2 separate regions of the Homo sapiens genome follow, and region 1 is linked to region 2. The links are chromatin loops, found by intact Hi-C in ENCODE. Cell type or tissue: MCF 10A. All regions are shown on one strand. Links, peaks and the distances in the headings refer to the core of each region. The heading gives the core; the rest is flanking DNA. Region 1 overlaps TAPBPL (TAP binding protein like). Region 2 overlaps VWF (von Willebrand factor).

Evidence for each region. A loop is a pair of places that touch in the nucleus more often than their neighbours do. Peaks named below come from ENCODE experiments on the same cell type or tissue, not always from the same donor. Only the 100,000 strongest peaks of a DNase experiment are listed, where the experiment ranks them.
Region 1: it touches region 2 in a loop (19-fold over the local background); 4 of 110 quality-filtered maps call a loop at or near these places.

What each region holds. Positions count from the first base shown.
Region 1 is chr12:6,459,873-6,470,361 of GRCh38, reverse strand. It overlaps TAPBPL (TAP binding protein like), which reads right to left. Exons shown (of 7, transcript NM_018009.5): 6 at 9,424-9,507; 7 at 8,046-8,328. The coding sequence ends at 8,213. VAMP1 (vesicle associated membrane protein 1) reads left to right here. Exons shown (of 5, transcript NM_014231.5): 2 at 4,011-4,137; 3 at 4,362-4,520; 4 at 5,421-5,472; 5 at 5,876-8,125. The coding sequence ends at 5,892. Among named protein-coding and RNA genes, the nearest start is that of VAMP1, 5.6 kb to the left of the region's middle. RefSeq lists a silencer at 154-203. In MCF 10A, for the core only: a CTCF peak has its summit at 4,710; DNase peaks (open chromatin) are centred at 1,961 and 4,711.
Region 2 is chr12:5,985,128-5,993,127 of GRCh38, reverse strand. VWF (von Willebrand factor) reads left to right here. Exons shown (of 52, transcript NM_000552.5): 38 at 1,110-1,309; 39 at 7,463-7,565. Among named protein-coding and RNA genes, the nearest start is that of ANO2, 44 kb to the right of the region's middle. In MCF 10A, for the core only: a CTCF peak has its summit at 4,382 (motif pointing left); a DNase peak (open chromatin) is centred at 4,347.

The DNA of each region.
Region 1 (10,489 bases), core at 1,354-9,353, 480 kb before region 2:
CCCATTCTCGCACCAGCCACAGCTAGCACCCCACGGGCGGGGCAGGGGCGCAGGGGTCCCACAATCATTGCACCCTCTCCTCTCGTCTGAGTGGCGCCTCATTCTGGTTTTGGTATAGTGGAGACTCGGAGAGGGCGGGGGCTGGGGGTGGTGGATGGAGACAACTGGGCAGGGGACTCGAAAGGTATTTCTGTCATCTGGCTAAATCACTACTCAGCGCCTCAGGAAAGACAGTCATGGGTGCAACTGCCAGTTGGTAACTTATGTTGCCCTACAATCTCTGGATTTGTTTACCCCTCACCCAAAGTGTGATGTCTAGCCCCCCTCATGGCAGTGAGCAAAGCTGCAGAAACTTATCTGCCAGTTCTCTGGCACCAGGTGAGCAGCTCAGAAAGACTCAAGGGGTAGTGGGATAGTGGCCTGTCATCCCAAGCGGCTGTTCATACCAAGGCCATTCGTATAGGAGATGTTTTTCTATCACCGAGTCTTACCAAATAGTTGGAGGAGAAATAGGGAGAGCTGAGCTTTCCCCCTTTCCTCCAACACACACAGTTTAGTCTCCAGCAGTCTTCAACATCACCCCCTTCGCATGATCTTGAGGGAAAACTACGGCTAAACAAACGAAGTACTTCTCTGTCAAGACCTCAATATGTCTAATACAGATTTTTCTTTCTGATTACTACCCTGGCCTGGTCCTAGATGTATTTATGTTGCTTCTCTAAGTGACAAAAAAGGGAAAGATTTACTTGTGTTACATAAGGGTTGTAATTATCCCTAGATATTTTACTGTTGAGTGTTTCCAACTCCCAACAAGTAGTAAGTGAAATTGGCCTTGCAAATACTTCATAGCCATTTCACTTTTTCTTTTTGATTTCTATGGTTTTAACCAGATATGAGTGTTCTATGCATTTTGGGCAAGCCGTAGAATTCCAGTTGTTTTCATTTTGGGGAGGGGGCTTCCAGATAGTATCTACGTGGGATGAACAGAAGGCAACAGAAAAATCGTGGTGGCTAGCGGGGCATCACGAGGTCTCTGACCTTAATCTTGTCATTGGTGCTACCATCCTGGACTGCTTCCAACACTGGCTGCTACCTACTCATTGAATTTTCTGCCTTAAGTCGAGAGCTAGATTGCTTAGCTAGCTCAGTGGCAGGACAAGAGTCTTGTGGCTCCCATGACTTTGTGTCTATCTTTGCTTTACCTCCTTTGCACCTTAGAGGGAAATGGAAAAGTGATTCTTCAAATGGGGAATGAGTCAGGTGTAATCTGCTACCATAGCCTCTCTGAGGAGTTATTCTCTATCTTTTTAGACTAAAAGAAATTCACTTAATCAAGGAGAATGAGCTTCTGGGTATTAGTTCTATTGTAATTAGTCAAATAATTTCCTTTTAGGTGACTTTGTGGTTTCATTTTTGTTGCATTTACTCTTGGACTGCTCCTGTGAAGTATGTTTGGTGAGATTCTGCTTCTGTTTGAGGAGTTCTTACTGTAATTTCTATTCTCCATCAAATTTGAGAGATCTCCCCCCTGCCTGTGGGTGCTTCCTTGGCCGAGAACATCTCATGACTTAGGTTATACTTCTGGGAATTCTTTAGGAGGTGAGTTTAGCCTCCATGTTTTGGGACATGGAGAGGAGTTTGTCTTGAAGACCACACACTAACTTTGAGTGGTACAGAATGAGAGAACATTCTCTGTGTGTATAGTACAGTAAACCAAGATCTCTCTTTGGGATGTAAGTAACCAAGGGAGTCATCTGAGACTGTCAAATCCAGAAAAGGAAGGGACAGAATGTCTATAATGCATGCACATTGAGGACAATTTCTAGCATTTTTGCTTCCTGTCTATGCTCTTGGAACAGTTTCCATAACTAATGTAATTGCTTTGGGCCCCAGATTCTATCTAAGTGAAACCCCCATTTTCTCTGCCAAAAACAAAGCAAACAAACAGTCCTGACTCACTCCACCTACATAGACTTTGCCTTTGGTGATTTTCCAAGCTGCCCTTATGGCAGCCCTGATTTCCTCATCTTGTGTGAAGCATAACCAATAACTGGGCATATAAACCAATAACCATAACCAATAACTTGAATATAAAAAGGGGTGAGCTGACAGACATTACAGTGTACAGCCTCCCTCCTGGCTCCCTTCACGGACTGGCATTGAGTGTCTGTGGCTTTTCCAGGCGCACGGTGCAAGCTACCAGTGGATCTACCATTCTGGGGTCTGGAGAATGGTGACCTTTTTCTCATAGCTCCACTAGGCAGTGTTCCAGTGGGGACTCTGTGTGGGGGCTCCAACCCCACATGTCCCTTCTGTACTACACTAGCAGAGGTTCTCCATGAGGGCCCTGCCCTTGCAGCAAACTTTTGCCTGGACATCCAGGCGTTTCCATACATCTTCTGAAGTCTAGACGGAGGTTCCCGAACCTCAGTTCTTGCCTTCTGTGCATCTGCAGGCTCAACACCATGTGGAAGCTGCCAAGGCTTGGGGCTTCCACCCTCTGAAGCCACGGCCCGAGCCCTGCATTGGCCCCTCTCAGCCACAGTGGGAGCGGCTGGGACACAGGGCACTAAGTCCCTAGGCTGCACACAGCATGGGGACCCTGGGCCTGGCCCACAAAATAACTTTTTCCTCCTGGGCCTCCAGGCCTGTGATGGGAGGGGCTGCTATGAAGGCTTCTGACATGGCCTGGAGACATTTTCCCCATGGTCTTAGGGGCTAACACTAGGTTCCTTGCTACTTATGCAAATTTCTGCAGCTGCCTTGAATTTCTTCTCAAAAAAATGGTTTTTTTCTTTAGTACTGCGTCTTTTCTTCTGCCAGATACCCTAAATTATCTCTCTCAAGTTCAAAGTTCCACAAATTTCTAGGGCAGGGGCAAAATGCTGCCAGTCTTTTTGCCAAAACATAACAAGAGTCACCTTTGCTTCAGTTCCCAACAAGTTCCTCATCTCCATCTGAGACCACCTCAGCCTGGACCTTATTGTTCATATCACTAACAGCATTTTTGTCAAAGCCATTCAACAAGTCTCTAGGAGGTTCCAAACTTTCCCGCATTTTCCTGTCTTCTTCTGAGCCCTCCAAACTGTTCCATCCTCTCCCTGTTAACCCAGTTCCAAAGTCGCTTCCACATTTTTGGGTATCTTTTCAGCAACACCCCACTCTACTGGTACCAATTTACTGTATTAGTCTGTTTTCATGCTGCTGATAAAGACATACCCAAGACTGGGAAGAAAAAGAGGTTTAATTGGACTTACAGTTCCACATGGCTGGGAAGGCCTCAGAATCATGGCGGCAGGTGAAAGGCACTTCTTACATGGCAGCAGCAAGAGAAAATGTGGAAGAAGCAAAAGCAGAAACCACTGATAAACCCATCAGATCTCATGAGACTTCGTCACTATCACCAGAATAGCACCGGAAAGATGGGCCCCATGATTCAGTTACCTCCCCTGAGTCCCTCCCACAACATGTGGGAATTCTGGGTGATACAATTGAAGTTGAGATTTGGGTGGGGACACAGCCAAACCATATCAGCGGGGAAATGCCATTTAGGACAAGGCTAGGCCATATGTCCCTGTAGCCATCATGGCAGAGGACTTGTTTGAGTTGAGTCAAAGGATAGCCCCAGATGAGATGTCTTGATGCCATCCTGGATGTCCCTGAACCCCATCCAAATGTTGTTGCAGAGTCTTTCATCTTTTACTTCTTGCCTCTATGGTTTGTCTCCCTACTTCAGATTGCCAAGGAGCAAGAATCCATTCTAGTTTTGTATAGCCTAATCATAATTGTTTAAGTGGTTTGGGGTGAGGATGCATGTGAGTCCTTTCTTTTTGTCTGTTTTTTTAGAGATGGGGTCTCGCTATGATGCCCAGGCTGGCCTCGAACTCCTGGGCTCAAGCGCTCCTCCCACTTCAGCCTCTTGAGTAGCTGGGACTACAGGTGTGTGCTACCACGCCCAGCTCCTTTCTTGTCTTGGTCACTTTGTGTACTCTGCACATGTCTTTCCACAGGTCTGCTCCAGCTCAGCCACCTGCTGAAGGGACAGAAGGGACTGCCCCAGGTGGGGGTCCCCCTGGCCCTCCTCCTAACATGACCAGTAACAGACGACTACAGCAAACCCAGGCACAAGTGGAGGAGGTAGGTAGATAGCTGTTTCTCTGAAAGTTTCCAAATCTAGGAGTTTGGAAACAAAAGGGAACTTCTTATCTTTTCTCCTTTTTTCGTAGGAGAATAGTCAAAGGCCCTGAGAGGCAAAGCACCCTTTAGAGTTGCACAGGGCCAGACTTGTGATTCTCTGGTTGTTGTCCTTTCCTCTGTCTCTGGCAGGAAGCTTAGCTGCTTTGTTTCTGTGCCCTCCTCAGGTGGTGGACATCATACGTGTGAACGTGGACAAGGTCCTGGAGAGGGACCAGAAGCTGTCAGAGCTGGATGACCGAGCTGATGCCTTGCAGGCAGGAGCATCACAATTTGAGAGCAGTGCTGCCAAGCTAAAGAGGAAGTATTGGTGGAAAAACTGCAAGGTGAATTTTCTTGTCCCCTCCTCCATCTTTTCCTGGGCTTCCACTGGTAGAAGGCAAGAAAACCCTCAGCTTCTACATTTCTTCCCTCTAATGGTGCAGGATCTCTCTGACCAGCATAACGCTTGGGAGGAAATCTGGAAAGCCTCCTCTTGAGATTGCATTACCCAGAATTGGCCACCAGGGTAGGCTAGAGTATTTAGAACCGCTATCAGGGAAAAAGTGATACCCTGAGGAGTTTGGAATGGTTAGTTAAGGAGCTTTACCCCAAAGGAGTTGCCTGCAAAAAATTTCACCTGTCTCATCCTCAGACACACCCAACATCAGCACAATGGCTCAGGCATATATACATACACACACACACACACACACACACACTATATATACACATATGTATATATACATATATATACATTTATATATATATATACATATATATACATTTATATATATATATACATATATATACATTTATATATATATATACTTTTTTCTTTTTCTTTTAAATCAGCTTTCTCAGATTGAAATATATATTTTTAAATAACTGCAACTTTTGAGAATGAGCTGAACACTTCACAGTGAAAATTGAACTAATTGGTTAAATATCCAGAGTCTGTATCTCTATTGGAATGCCTTCTAAAGCCCCAAGACACCAGGAACTAAGCAAAAAGGAGCTCAATGCAGGTCCTGTGATGAATCTGAAAAGCTACAGACATACTGTGGTTATGATCCCCTGGGAAGCAGAAGGGTAGGGCCTCTCTAAGAGGCCTGCAGGTCTCCTGGGTGATGGGTGGTTTTTTCCATTGTCCCAAGGATGGAAGGAATTCTGTTTCCCACTAGAGATGTGGCTCTTTTCCTCATTCCTGAAATCCAAGGGCTCATTTTTTGTCCATGTTTCCTCAGATGATGATCATGCTGGGAGCCATCTGTGCCATCATCGTGGTAGTTATTGTAAGTAAGTATCGCTGAAGTTGCTGGTGGGGTGAAGAGGTGGGAAGGTCCTGGAGTCTTCTCCCTGCCTGCCTGCCTGCCTGGGGAGTGGGGCTGCTCTGACTGAGGTATGGAGACCGCTGCTATGGGATCGTCACCTGGTTCGGGACGGGGGAAGGGCAGAGACAAGGGATTTCTTTGATGGACAAGCCTTCCCCCTGCAACGCATTGCAGGGAGATGGCGCCTCCTGTTCTGAGGAAGTGGGGCTATGCTGTGTGTCACTGGCTTGGGTTGGAGGGAGACCATGGGGATGGGGCACTTAACAATGGAGAGACCTGAATGTCTGGTAACTTGGTGTAATTCACCCTCTTGTTTTCTCCTGTCTCTTTCTCTTTTCCGTCTGGGACTTCCTGATTCCTGTGTCCAGTCTACTTTTTTACTTGAGAATGTACCACCCCTTCCCTGTTGTCCATTGCCATCCACATTCATGTCCTCTGCCCTCTGTTTGCTCTCTCAACACACTTCCCCACCCACCGTCCTCCATTCCAGCCCAGGCTTCTCCATCACCCATTCCTCCTTTTTCGTTGCGTTCATTTGCACTCTGTCCCTCAACACTAGAAATGCTGCTCGTGGCACAATCTAAGTCATTACCCGAAGAGCAACAGCTGGCGCCTCCTCCCTGCCTGCTTTTTCTGTACTCTCAAGTTCCCCCAAAGCCCCAAAGAGTTGGAGGCCAAGGGAAGGGGCAGGGAGGGGAGTGGCTGAGGCGAAGTACCCATGAAGCTGCCCAGACTTGGGAGGAGAAGAGTATCGGTGCCCATGGTGACTTCTAGAAAACCTGGCCACTGGTAGGAGCTAGGGAGGGGCTGGGAAGATGGCAGCTCACTCAGTACTGCCTGGTCATGTGGAGCTTTCCTTCCTGGACCAGGCCTGAAGAGGGTCCTGGGGGTGGACCAAAGTCCAACTTGGTTTCAGTGCAGTACCCTTTTCGAAAGTAAAAACTTGTTTTTTGTAGTTATTTCTAATCTGTTCGTCCAGGATTTTCCGTGTCTTTGGGGATCTTACAACTTTACTTTGTTCTCCAGAGGCCTGGAGAACACTTAGGGATTGTGAAAATAGCAGGACTTGTTTCCATCCTAGAAGCAGTCCCATGTGCTTCTAGCTGGAAGGAGCTTTCTCTTCTTTACATTTTCTACAGCATTCTGTATGAGGGCACCAAATAAATCCATCTAGCTGGTAGTTTTATCTAGCCAAATAATTTAACCTAGCTCCCAGTTAATTGTTGGCATAAAGAGAGAGATTGCCTGTTAGTTATAGAGAAACAGTGAGTCAAGTGCTTAATTTGAAAGTAACAAGCTCAGAGGAAGCCACTCCTTGCCCTCGTTAAAGAGGGTCCTGTTCCTCTCTTCCTGTTGATGAAGGAGCGTGAGGGTGTTAGCAGTGTGAGATCTTTGGACACCCATGGAATCCTTTCCTCCACACCACCCGTGCACTTGCCAAAGACAGGGATGAGGCAAGTGGTTCTTCCTGGGGCCCGGCCGATCCTCAGGATGCAGAGAAGTCATGTAGACCCACCAGCCCCACCTTGGGGGGAGGCGTGCCAGCCTGTGTCAGGTGTGCTTGTGTATTGCTGTGCTGTCATGGGGCCCTCTCCTTGAGAGCCGCCTCTCTGTTCTTCCTGTAGTATATTCCCCTTTGAACCACCCTTTCCTGTCTGAATTCTACTTTGCCTCCTTTCTCTTCCTCCTCTTTGCATGGTTTGTGTGTATAGACAGTGGAACCTGAGGATGGGATCTGCTCAGCCTATCTTCGGGGCAATTGCTGAGCTTCAGGATGGGCTATTAATGTGGGATAAGCCCAGGTGCAAGGGGAGGAGGGCAGGCTGGGAACAGAGCGGAGAATGCCCATGGCCCTTTATTCCTTCTTCCCTCGGTCCACGAACAGGAAGAGGCTGAGGCCATGCTGGGCAGGGTCTGGATGCCCACTTTCCATGCAGCAGCATTTCATTGCTCAAAACCATCCTTCCTTTCCTTTCGCCCTTGTTTCCCACATTCCCTTCGTCCTGCCCAAGGGCGGGACTGAAGAGCTGGAAGAAAGCAGTCAGTACCCTCCCAACGGCCCCCCTCGAAGGTCTCCACTCTCCTCTGGGCTCCTCCTTGCCTAATGCAGGGGGTCACCGCTGGAGAAGAACCACCACTGTCCTCGATGTGTCCCAAGCCTGGAGCGAATCCGTCCTCTTGGCTCTCCCAGCCCTATCACAGGAATCATTCCTGGGTTTCTGTCCCTCTGAGGCTCACCAGGTGTAGTTGGCCTTGTTCTTTGGGGGTATTAGCCCTTCTACTTTCTTTCTCACCCACCCTGTACCCTCTTCTGTGTGTCTCTGCTATCCCCCTTTCCTCCCACCACCCATGTGCATGAGCAAATGTGCAACAAAACCCTGGGACTTTGCAGTCAAATGAAGCTGAGCTTCCCACATCCCGTTCTTCGGTTTGCCATGAGACGATGTGGGGTTTCCACTGTGTGTCTGTCATCACCTCTTTGTCTTTTTTTCCTAACCCTGATCTCATACTTGTATAGAGTAATAACAACAGTTGTACTTCCACCAAAGGCATGTGGCATATTTACCAATGTCATGTATTCTGAACAAAGGCAAAAAATACAAATTCCTACCATTAAACTGGCTTGGTTGTTGTTTGGGTTGGAGTAGCTGTGGGGGCTTGGGGAAGGGTGTCGTTTCTTTCTAGTAGTCTCATGTCGCTTTAGGTCAGCTGGGCTGGCTTACACGCGCTGTGCGGTCTTCATGGAGATGGGAGCTCTGTGTGTCAGCACAGGAAGTGGTCTCCCAGCGTTCAGCCTGAAGCAGCCCAAGTCCTGTAGGTGCTGGTAAGAGGAAGTGAAGACAGGAAGTTGCGTGGGCATCTCACACTGGCAAACAAGCACAGGTTCCCTCAGGCCTCTTCCATCTGCCTCCTGTGCTCCTTCCTAGGTCCTTGGCCTGCTTGTCCTGTCCCAGGGGATGTGCCCAGATAAGGCTGTCAGTGAACACCCCCTTACCCCCTTTTCCCCATCATCCTCACGTACAGTTTTGGTATGCTGAGTTCCACCGTATTGATTAGGCACATTTTAGAAACGAATAAAAAGGAGAAGTCTCTCCTTGCAGCTGAGGGAGTGAGGCATTTGCAGGTATCCTGAACCTCCCAGCAGTCACCCGAGGGAGCAGAACCCTAATTGCAGCTGAGGTGCAACTGAGATGGAGCCACGGGGGTGCCTCTGAGGGCCTTTGTTTCATACTTAAACACTTTGCAAGTTGGAGCCGCTAGGCTTGGTGACAGGGCTCAGTTGGGACCAGTGTGGAGAAAGACAGGAAAGTGGAAAAGCTTGGTCGCAGCAGACACAAGGGCCTTTTATTTTGACAGAGCTGAGTTTGGGAGGGGTAGCCCAGCCCCAACCCATGCCTCATTGTCCCTCACTTGTTCCTTCTCCATTTCCTCCAGCTTTGTTTTCCTACCGTCACACCACCAACCTGGCTCTTTGGTCTTATCCTCCATCTGGACATTCTGCCTTCTTCTTGTCCCCTCACTTCTTCCTGTTCTCTGCCTTGGTGCATGAGCCCAGGGTGCACAGTGAAGGAAGGCAGAGGCCTCTGCAGAGCCAGGCCCAGTGCCCCATGAGCTGGTGCCACCTTCATGTATTTTTAGCTCTGTGACTTGACTTAGAGTCCTTCTGGGAGCACGTGACTACTCTTTCTTTCTACTCTGAGGCAGGAGAGTGACAGACTTTAGTGAGGTAGCTAGGAGAAAACGAGGGAACACGACTGGTTTCATTTTCATTTAGGGCAAACTCAAAAGCAGGAGGCTGTGATGGGTGGGTGGCTGGAGCTTGGGGCATCTGGGCTTCCACCCTGGTCTGGGCGGGGGGGTGGTTAGAGTGGGTGAGGTGGGCCAGGGCCAGAGCCAAGGGCACCCAGGCTCTTACCTTGCCGTCTCTGAAGCCCCAGGAACATCAGTGCAAGAAGGAAGAGACTGCTGGCAAAGATGACTCCCAAGGCTGTTCTCCGCTCTGTAGGTGAGAGCAACGTGGGCGGGGATCATCGTGCGCAGGAATCATGAGCTGAGCCCTCACCTGCAGTGTCCACCCCAGGGAGGAGGAGCTAAGGATTGTGTGTGTGAGTCCCTGGTTGAGGAGCCTGGAACAAGGCACTCAGCAGCATTTGTTCTTATTCAAGGTTGCTGGATACTTGTGAGTTACTCCACACAGAATTCTCTACCTCTTCCCACCTAAGGACAAGGTTTTAAAAATTGCTTTGCAAGTGAGATTTAGGTGGGTTTATTTGTTAGCACTTAACTTGCCTGGACACAGTGGCTCATGCCTGTAATCCCAGAACTTTGGGAGGCTGAGGTAGGTGGATCACCTGAGGTCAGGAGTTCGAGACCAGCCTGGGCAACATGGTGAAACCCTGTCTGTACAAAAAATACAAAAAATTAACTGGGCATGTTGGTGTGCGCCTGTGGTCCCAGGTACTTGGGAGGCTGAGGTGGGAGAATCACTTGAGCCTGGGAGGCAGAGTTTGCAGTGAGCTGAGATCGTGCCACTGCACTCCAGCCTGGGCGACAGAGTGAGACCCTATCTCAAAACAAAACAAAATAAAACAAAGCAAAACAAAAAACCACCAGTTAACTGGGATTTTGTAAATAGTTGGGGAATGATGTGAGCTGAAGTGAAACCTCAGTTTTGGGGAAGTTCACAGTCTAATGAGCAACCAAATAATGCCCAGTGCTCCTGGATGTTTCCACTTCAAGTTGCGGGTTCTTTCCTGTCCCTTTCCTGCTTAAAACCTCTCGACAGGCAGGGTGCGGTGGCTCATATCTGTAATCCCAGCACTTTGGGAAGCCGAGGCGGACAGATCACCTGAGGTCAGGAGTTTGAGACCAGCCTGGCCATCATGGCGAAACCCCATCTCTACTAAAAACGCAAAATTAGCCAGGCGTGGTGGTGCGCGCCTGTAATCCCAGCTACTTGGGAGGCTGAGGCAAGAGGATGG
Region 2 (8,000 bases), core at 1-8,000:
TTATCATCATGGAACTGTCAGCAGCTCTGAGCTGGGTCTGGAGGACTTGGGCATCCTAGTCCCAGCTCAGCTGGTGGATGGACTGTTCTCTTAGTCTTTCTGGACCTCAGTTTCTGCATCCTAGAATGAGATAGTTGGCCTAGATAACCTGTAGGTTCCTTAGGGCTCTGATTTTCTGAGGCCATGTGGATGATACTGCCTCCTCCCAATCAGCCTGCAAATCAAGGGGCAAATGTTAGTTTCTAAGTTACTGGAAGCACTTTCTCTGCATACTGATTTCTTTGTGTACCTCCTGGTTATTTACTGTGCACACAGAGGGAAATCTTTGGTGCTCCAAATCCTTGGAAACTTCGTCCATCACCTGCCTGCCTTGGTGCCTTGAGGATGTGAGGAAGTTGTTGAGCGAATCAGAACGAGGGAAATGAATCACCTTGTAGCTTCTCTCCCAAGGCAGTTCTAAGCTGTGTATTCCTAATTTAAAGATGCTTTTCAAGCATAAAAGACATATGTATTCAAAAAAGGACAACAAAACCTACTAAGGACACACAGGTTCACAACATTTGTTAGGACTAGATTTGGCTGCTAGTAGCAGAGAATTAAAATTTTCTGTCATACAACTGATCGGAGGCGGTGGCTCCAGCTGATTCTGGGCCTCAAACTGGATTCTAGTTCCTTGCTCTGCCCTCAGTTGGGTGTGGTCTTTTTCTTCATGGTCTAAGATGGAGTTCTAGCCATCACATTCATGCTCCAAGGAGGAAGCTGAGGGAAGGAGGGAAGAGGGACAAGGAGCATGCATAGCTGTCTTTTAAAATGGACTCCTGGAAGCTGCCATGGGATACTATACTTTCTTTTACAGTTCATTGGGCAGAACTAGTCATGTGACTACACTTAGCTGCAAGAAAGGTTGGGAAATATAGTCCTCATTCTGGTGGTCATATGCCCAGCCTAAAGTTCTGTTTCTATGGAAGGTGGGGAGGATGAAGATTGGTGGAAAATAGCCGTCTCTGCCCTGGCAAGTTTGTCTGATGATTAACCATGTTGAATCAGCTGTGCCCATTTCACTCTGGCTGGTGTGGGCCTTTGCAAGTGACCTCCTTCTCTGTCTACAGCTATGTCATGCCCACCATCTCTGGTCTACAACCACTGTGAGCATGGCTGTCCCCGGCACTGTGATGGCAACGTGAGCTCCTGTGGGGACCATCCCTCCGAAGGCTGTTTCTGCCCTCCAGATAAAGTCATGTTGGAAGGCAGCTGTGTCCCTGAAGAGGCCTGCACTCAGTGCATTGGTGAGGATGGAGTCCAGCACCAGGTAGGAGCCTGGGCCTTTCACTTCCCATGGGGCTGCTTCCCTCTTGGGTCAAAAGGGAGATATGTTCACCAGTGATTGGCCTCTTCCAACTGTGGCAGCAGGGTTGACTCTTACGGGGATCATTAGGGATAGGGAGGCAGTATTGTGTAATGGCCTTGCATTCAGATAGCTCTTGGTTCAAATCCTGCGTCTGTCATGTATTATCTGTGGGATTAAACATCAAAGTGTTGTTACCACATTATTATTATGATTGTTATTACTATTGTCTTTATGATTATAGTCATTTAAGCAGAATGATACAGAAATCCAGGAGGGAAAGGGAAAAGAATATTTTGTGTCATAATGTCTGCCATTGTTAAGAGAGATTATGTACCTTGATTGTGCTAAACCCAATATATTCATTATCTTAGTGTTTTTCAAAGGTGTATTTTGCAGGGTATTAACAGTTACTTGTGGTCAAGTGAGTTTAAAGAACACCAGCTAACCATAGTTAAACAGGTTTCTTTATTGCAGAACTCTTTAGTCTTTTTAATATACTACTGTACCTTGCAGATATTTAAGAGAGTTTTTGTTTCTCAAACTTATTTGATCATGGAGCGTGTGTGTGCATGCGTGTGTGTGTGTGTGTGTGTGTGTGTGTGTGTGTGTGTGAGAATCCCTTGGGACTGGGATTCCACAGAATACATTATTGTATCCTGTGTCACTCATAAATACAAAAATCCTATGAAGAAACTAAGACCTAAAGAGCTCAGTAAGTTACCCATGGAAACAATTTATAAGTAATGGAGTTGATCTCAGAATTTGAAGCTCTATGTGACTCCAAAGATCTGGCTCTTTCCACTATATGAAATGGCCCTTTTGCTGCATCTTTTTTGGGCTGATTTGCTTGGGAGTCACTGAGTCATCAAAATTTTTTTTTTTTTTTTTTTTTTTTTTTTTTTTTTTTTTTTAGCTCTATGGGAGTTATTGAGTGTATTTTGAAAGCATATTTACCAGACTCCTCCGTCTTGGCCTAAAATGGCTGTCATCTCTCTTCAAAGTTGACCCCGTGTATATTTGTAGGATCTGGGGCAGTGTGTGTCTGTGCACATGTGAACGTGTACATGTGAATGTGTGCAGTGGCCCTGTCCTTCATGCTTGACAGTGATACTACAGACCGTGGTAGAGATAGAAGCATATTTGGCTTCTAGGAAAGGAGAATGTGTTTTGTGATCATGGACTGCACTCAAGACCTAATGTCTTCATCGCCAAGGAGGACCATTCTTGCTAAGTGGACCAAGTAGAGTGACTTACCACTATGTTCAACCACGAATAGGAGAACTCATGGTAAATGTAGCTAACCAGCCTGCAGAATAGTGAAAACAACATTTCAGTAACTACACTATTCTGTCCCTGATGTTATAAGCCAGGATAGGGACCATTTTATATGATTCTCCCCAAAGCTCTATAGGGTCATAATCGCACATCCTATTGAATGGATGAGACTGAGGCTCAATGGCATGAGGTGATAAAGCTGGGATTTATATTCATAACATCAGTCATCCTATAGTGTCCTAGCCCTGCCATTGACCTCACTGGAACTGTGAGCTGAACTCTGGGCTAACTCATGTTCATTGGAGCATGGGTATCCATTAGGGCTATTACTTATAGTCACTTATAGTGATCTCATCTGCTCTAGTTTAGTTGTTGGGCTTTGTCCTAGTGGATCCAATTTGTCCTCACCGTGGAATAGATGAGCTAAAGTCCTACTCTACTGCCATATTTCAACTTGCCAAGTTAAGTAATTGCCTGTTCTGTGATATTCCCTAAATGAGTTGACAAAACCTTATATTCCTCTCCTTGATTTGTATAGCTCCTGAGCTCCTGCAGGGCTTGAATGATGTGGACCAATTTACATATGGGGCTAGAAACCTGTGGTAATTTCAGACCGGTTTTACTAGTAGTGGCAAAATGCTTGCTCTCAGAAGGAGACAGAAATGATCTTTTCCTTGGCGTTCTGTGATGAGAAGTGAGCTCAAGTTTGCAGCATTTCTGGCTCATGAGTGTCAAATGTCTGCAAGGTCCTGAGAGCAGGAAGACTGTGAACTTTATCTTAGTGTCTCCAAACCCCTATCCTTTGCTTCTCCTTTCTGGTGCTATTTTCCCCTTTCACTGCCCGCCTCATCTTCAGTCCAACACATTAGAATATGCATTCAAGTTGTATAAAGTTTCCATCCAAATATTTTGGATGTAGAAACCGTCTTATAAATATATTTTAAAATCAGGTAAAATAAAATTAGTTAATTGAAAACTTTGAAAACAACACAGCCACTTTTAGTGATTTCAGAAAATACAGTTTAAATGAATGAAAACAAACATCATATCCAGCCACGTGCATTTTCAACTTTGACTTTCAAAGCAGAGAAAGAATAAAAACCTAATGTGAAGAACATTTCCATTAAAGAAACTTTTTTTTTTAAACTGAAAAATAAAGCCCAGAAAACCTTTTATTAAGGGAAATAAACTAGGGTATAAAACTATTGTAGTAATTTCAGAAGAGCAAAATATTCACTAGTTTTCATAGCTCTTGTTTATTTTACAAAACAGAGTCTAAAGAGGTGAGTCTTTGGAGTAGGATCAGAAGGGACCAAGAGCCTGCACAGGCTGTCCCTGGCTCAGTGGAGCTGCTGGTGGTGGTGGGTGCTGTAGTGACAGGCACAAGTTTAGCAGGAACCTTGTCCATGGCCCAGAAGCTCTGGCCCGTAGCCTCCTTCCCTCTCCCTTAGTCTCTGCTGTCCCTAGCTGGGCTCAGTGTTTGCATTTCATTTGCATCCCCCATCACATTGGCTGGTGGTGGGTGGTGCATGATGAATTGCTTGTGTCCTTCTTTGACCTTGGGCCTTGAAAATGTCAGTTTTCCCACCTTATTCTCTGCAGGCCGATCTTTTGTCACCTTCATTCAGACTTTAACTCCTGCTGGCTCTCATACCGGTTCTGGCCTGGTGATAGTCACGCCTGGGCCCTGGAACCTGGCGATTGCGACTGCCTGCCTGCAGTTGGCCTGGGCTTGTGCAGCAGTGCCATCTGCCGGCCGCGTTGCTGCATAGCCTGGCCAGGCCTGGAGAGCCACTACGGTTGCTTTTAGAAGCTTGGCCTTAGCTTGTTTTTTAAATTTTTAATTTTTATTCTTTTCCCTGCCTTGGGCAGGCCTTAAGCTTCCTGGGAAATGAAAATCCCCAGCGGAGGAGGTTGGACACCTGCTTTTGGTCATCTGTTGTGTGTTACCCATTCTCAGGATAGTTGGAAAATTGTGTGATTTATTCTTGAGTTTAAATATCTGAGGTCTGCGTTTAAAAGGAGAGAAAAAAGAACACTGAAACATATACAGAACATGACTCTCTCCTTCCGCATCCCCTCATGTCTGCCAATTCGACCCCCTGCCCCAGCCCTCCGAGGCCAGCGCCCTGGGCCCCTCCCTCCACCTTCCCAGCTGGAGTGGCAGCCGCTGTGTCTTTTCTGGTTTTTATTCCTAGTCCTTCCCTTTTCCGTCCTGCATGCTGTCGCCAGGGTTGTCTTTATTTAGCTCTTCTCTGTGAGGCAGGGCCTCCTCCATTGTCTTCAGCCACCTGCCTCACCTGTGATGCCGGGCACTGCGGGAGTGTTCCTTCGTCTGTGCCTTTGTTAGCTGTTTCCCACCTGGAATTCCTCCTCCTTTCCCCTTTGCCCAAGTCTTCCTGTGCTTCATAGGTGCACCCTTGTGAGACTCTCTGGAGTGCCCAATCTTAGTGGACTCTCCTTTTGCACTCTTACTGCTCTTTTATTTTTTATTTTTACAAATAGCTTTATTGAGATATAATTTACATGCCACAAACAGCACATATTTAAAGTGTACAATTTGATAGGTTTTGACATATGTACACACCTATAAAACCATTGACATAACCAAGATAATGAATTTCCATCCCCCAAAGGTTAGCTTATGCCCTTTTAAATATATCCCTCAACCCTAGACAACTACTGGTCTGCTTTCTGTCACTATAGATTCGTTTACATTTTCTGGAATTTCACATAAATGGAATCATGCCTACGCACTTCTTTTCTGCCTGGCTTCCTTCACCCAGCATAACGCTTTTGGGATTCATCCATGATGCTGTCTGTTTTGATAGTTTTCTCCTTCTCATTGCTAGGTGGTATTCCACGGTGTGTGTGTATCACAATTTATTTTTCTCATTCAGATTTTCACGAATGAGTCTTATTTCCTCAACCTGACTGTCAGCCATTCGAGGGCTAGGATGGTGTGTTCAGACCTGCCCACGATGGGCACTGTGTCTGTTGATGAGAAGCAGTTGTGCTGCAAGAGGCTAGGCCTGTGGTGTCTGGGGCCAGAATGCTAAGTTCGAAGCCTGGATGTGCCACTTGGTCAAATTTCTTAACTTCTTGGTGTCTCAGTTTCATTATTTGTAAATATAGATACTACTACTTATCTGGTAGTGTTATTATTAGGAAAATAAAGTACATAAATGTAAAACTCTTAGAAAAATATCTTGAACATATTTATTATTAGTTACCTGTGGGAGGCAGCAGAGCATGGTGGTTTAAAACCATGGATTTGGGCCGGGCATAGTGGCTCACACCTGTAATCCCAGCACTTTGGGAGGCTGAGGCAGGTGGATCACTTGAGGTCAGGAATTCGAGACCCAGCCTGGCCAACATGGTGAAATCCTGTCTCTACTAAAATACAAAAATTAGCTGGGTATGGTGGCACATGCCTATAGTCCCAACTATTTGGGAGGCTGAGGCAGGAGAATCACTTAAACTCGGGAGGCAGAGGTTGCAATGAGCCGAGATCATGCCACTGCACTGCAGTCTAGGCGAGAGAGTGCGACTCTGTCTCAAAACAAACAAACAAACAAACAAACAAAAACCAAAACATAAAATAACAAAGAAACAAACCATGGATTTGGATTCAAATCCTCACTCTGTCGCTGTGCCTGTGGGAACCTAGCAGGTGCCTTAGCTTTCTCATTGGAAAAGTGAGGGCAGTGGTAAAACATATCCTCACCGTAGGACTGCAGTGAGGATTACATGAGTGATTTAAATAAAGTCCTCAACACAGTGGCACACAGCAGGTGGCATCTGAATGTTAGCTGCTATCATTTATTGAGTGAGTGAAAGGTGTCAAGGGCAGGACCAGAGGGGTTAATCCTGAAGGAGGGCAGGGCACTTTGGGGGAAGGGGGCCTTACTTGTGGGTATTTGATCTTCCTTCTTAGCTGACTGATTGCTGACTGTGGAAGTAATAAGTAAGACCTTCTTGACCTGGGAACTTCTTAGAGGCCTTTGAGCTACTGGATAAGAATGTGTTTCTTCAGGGGCAATTTCACTTGAATTTAATTTTAAGTTTAAATTTAACTTTATGGCTGAATCCAGAGGGAGACTGAGTCCTGGCTCTGCTTCTTATTAGTGGAGCTCTTTGCTGTGTACCCTGTGCTAATCACAGTTTCTCACTCCTTACAACAGTCCTGCAAGGCAGGCTTGAGTACGCTCATTTTACAGGTGAGGAAACTGAGGCACAGCGGAATGCAGCCTTTGTTAGAGTTCAGGAGTTCCTGACTTCAAAGCCTTGTGCTGTGGGGCTGTGTGTACCTTCGAGAAGGCTGCTCTCTGCCCTGGGCCGTCTCCCATTTGAAAAATCAGAGAACTGCACTCAGGCCTCTAAAGTCACTGCGGGCATCAAGAATGTGATGCTTTCAAGAGTTTTGCTGTCCTCCCCACCGCTCTTCCTACCCTATTGTCTGAAGTCAATTTCAGAAATAAATGGATTTTTTTCCCCAAGCAACAACCCAATTTCTCCTTTGGCTTGAGAAATGACTAGCAGTGCGATCCAAGAACTCTCATTTTTCTTTCTTTGCTTGGTTTTAGCACTGCCAACAGAGAAGGCTGTAGTGAAAATTTCCGCATGTTAGTTTACAAAGCAATGTGGCAACCACCTTTCTGAAAGCCATTAGAACCTCACAACCTCCTTTCAGCCTGCTTTTGTTTGCCTGTGAGGCTCTGTCAGAGGGCTGGGTCAGGGACTGGCCCTTGCCGGAGGCAGGGAGAGCTGACCTCTGTGAATTCTGGGCTTCGTACCTAGAATGTCCTGTGCCCTTTCTGAACCTCGCTTTGCCCTCAGTTCCTGGAAGCCTGGGTCCCGGACCACCAGCCCTGTCAGATCTGCACATGCCTCAGCGGGCGGAAGGTCAACTGCACAACGCAGCCCTGCCCCACGGCCAAAGGTGAGAGTCCTCCCCTCCCTGGTGCCTTCATGGAGGAACAAGGGCCCCTGCAAGGCCCCCCAGCCACCCATCTTCACCTCTGGCAGAGCAGACTCAAACACTGGCACCTAGAGTCCTAGAGTGGGTGGGCTTCCTTGCCCAGCCTGCATTTCCCATCACTGGGCCTGGGAGCCCCATTCTGCACCTGGGGTCGACATTCTCAGATTAACCCTCGCCTCTGGTCCCCAGCAACGGTCAGACTTAAGAGTCCCCTGGAGGGTAAATGTGAGGGTGTCAACAGGAACATGGGGACACTCATCTGTCAGAGGTCCCGTGGCCTGGATCCTTGTGGGATGACCGTACAGAACTCCTACTAGTTTTCAGTGAGCAAGAACATTTCAAATCCCTCTGAGGCTGTCCCACCACTAATTTCTCTGACTTTTGTGGCCGTTCCTC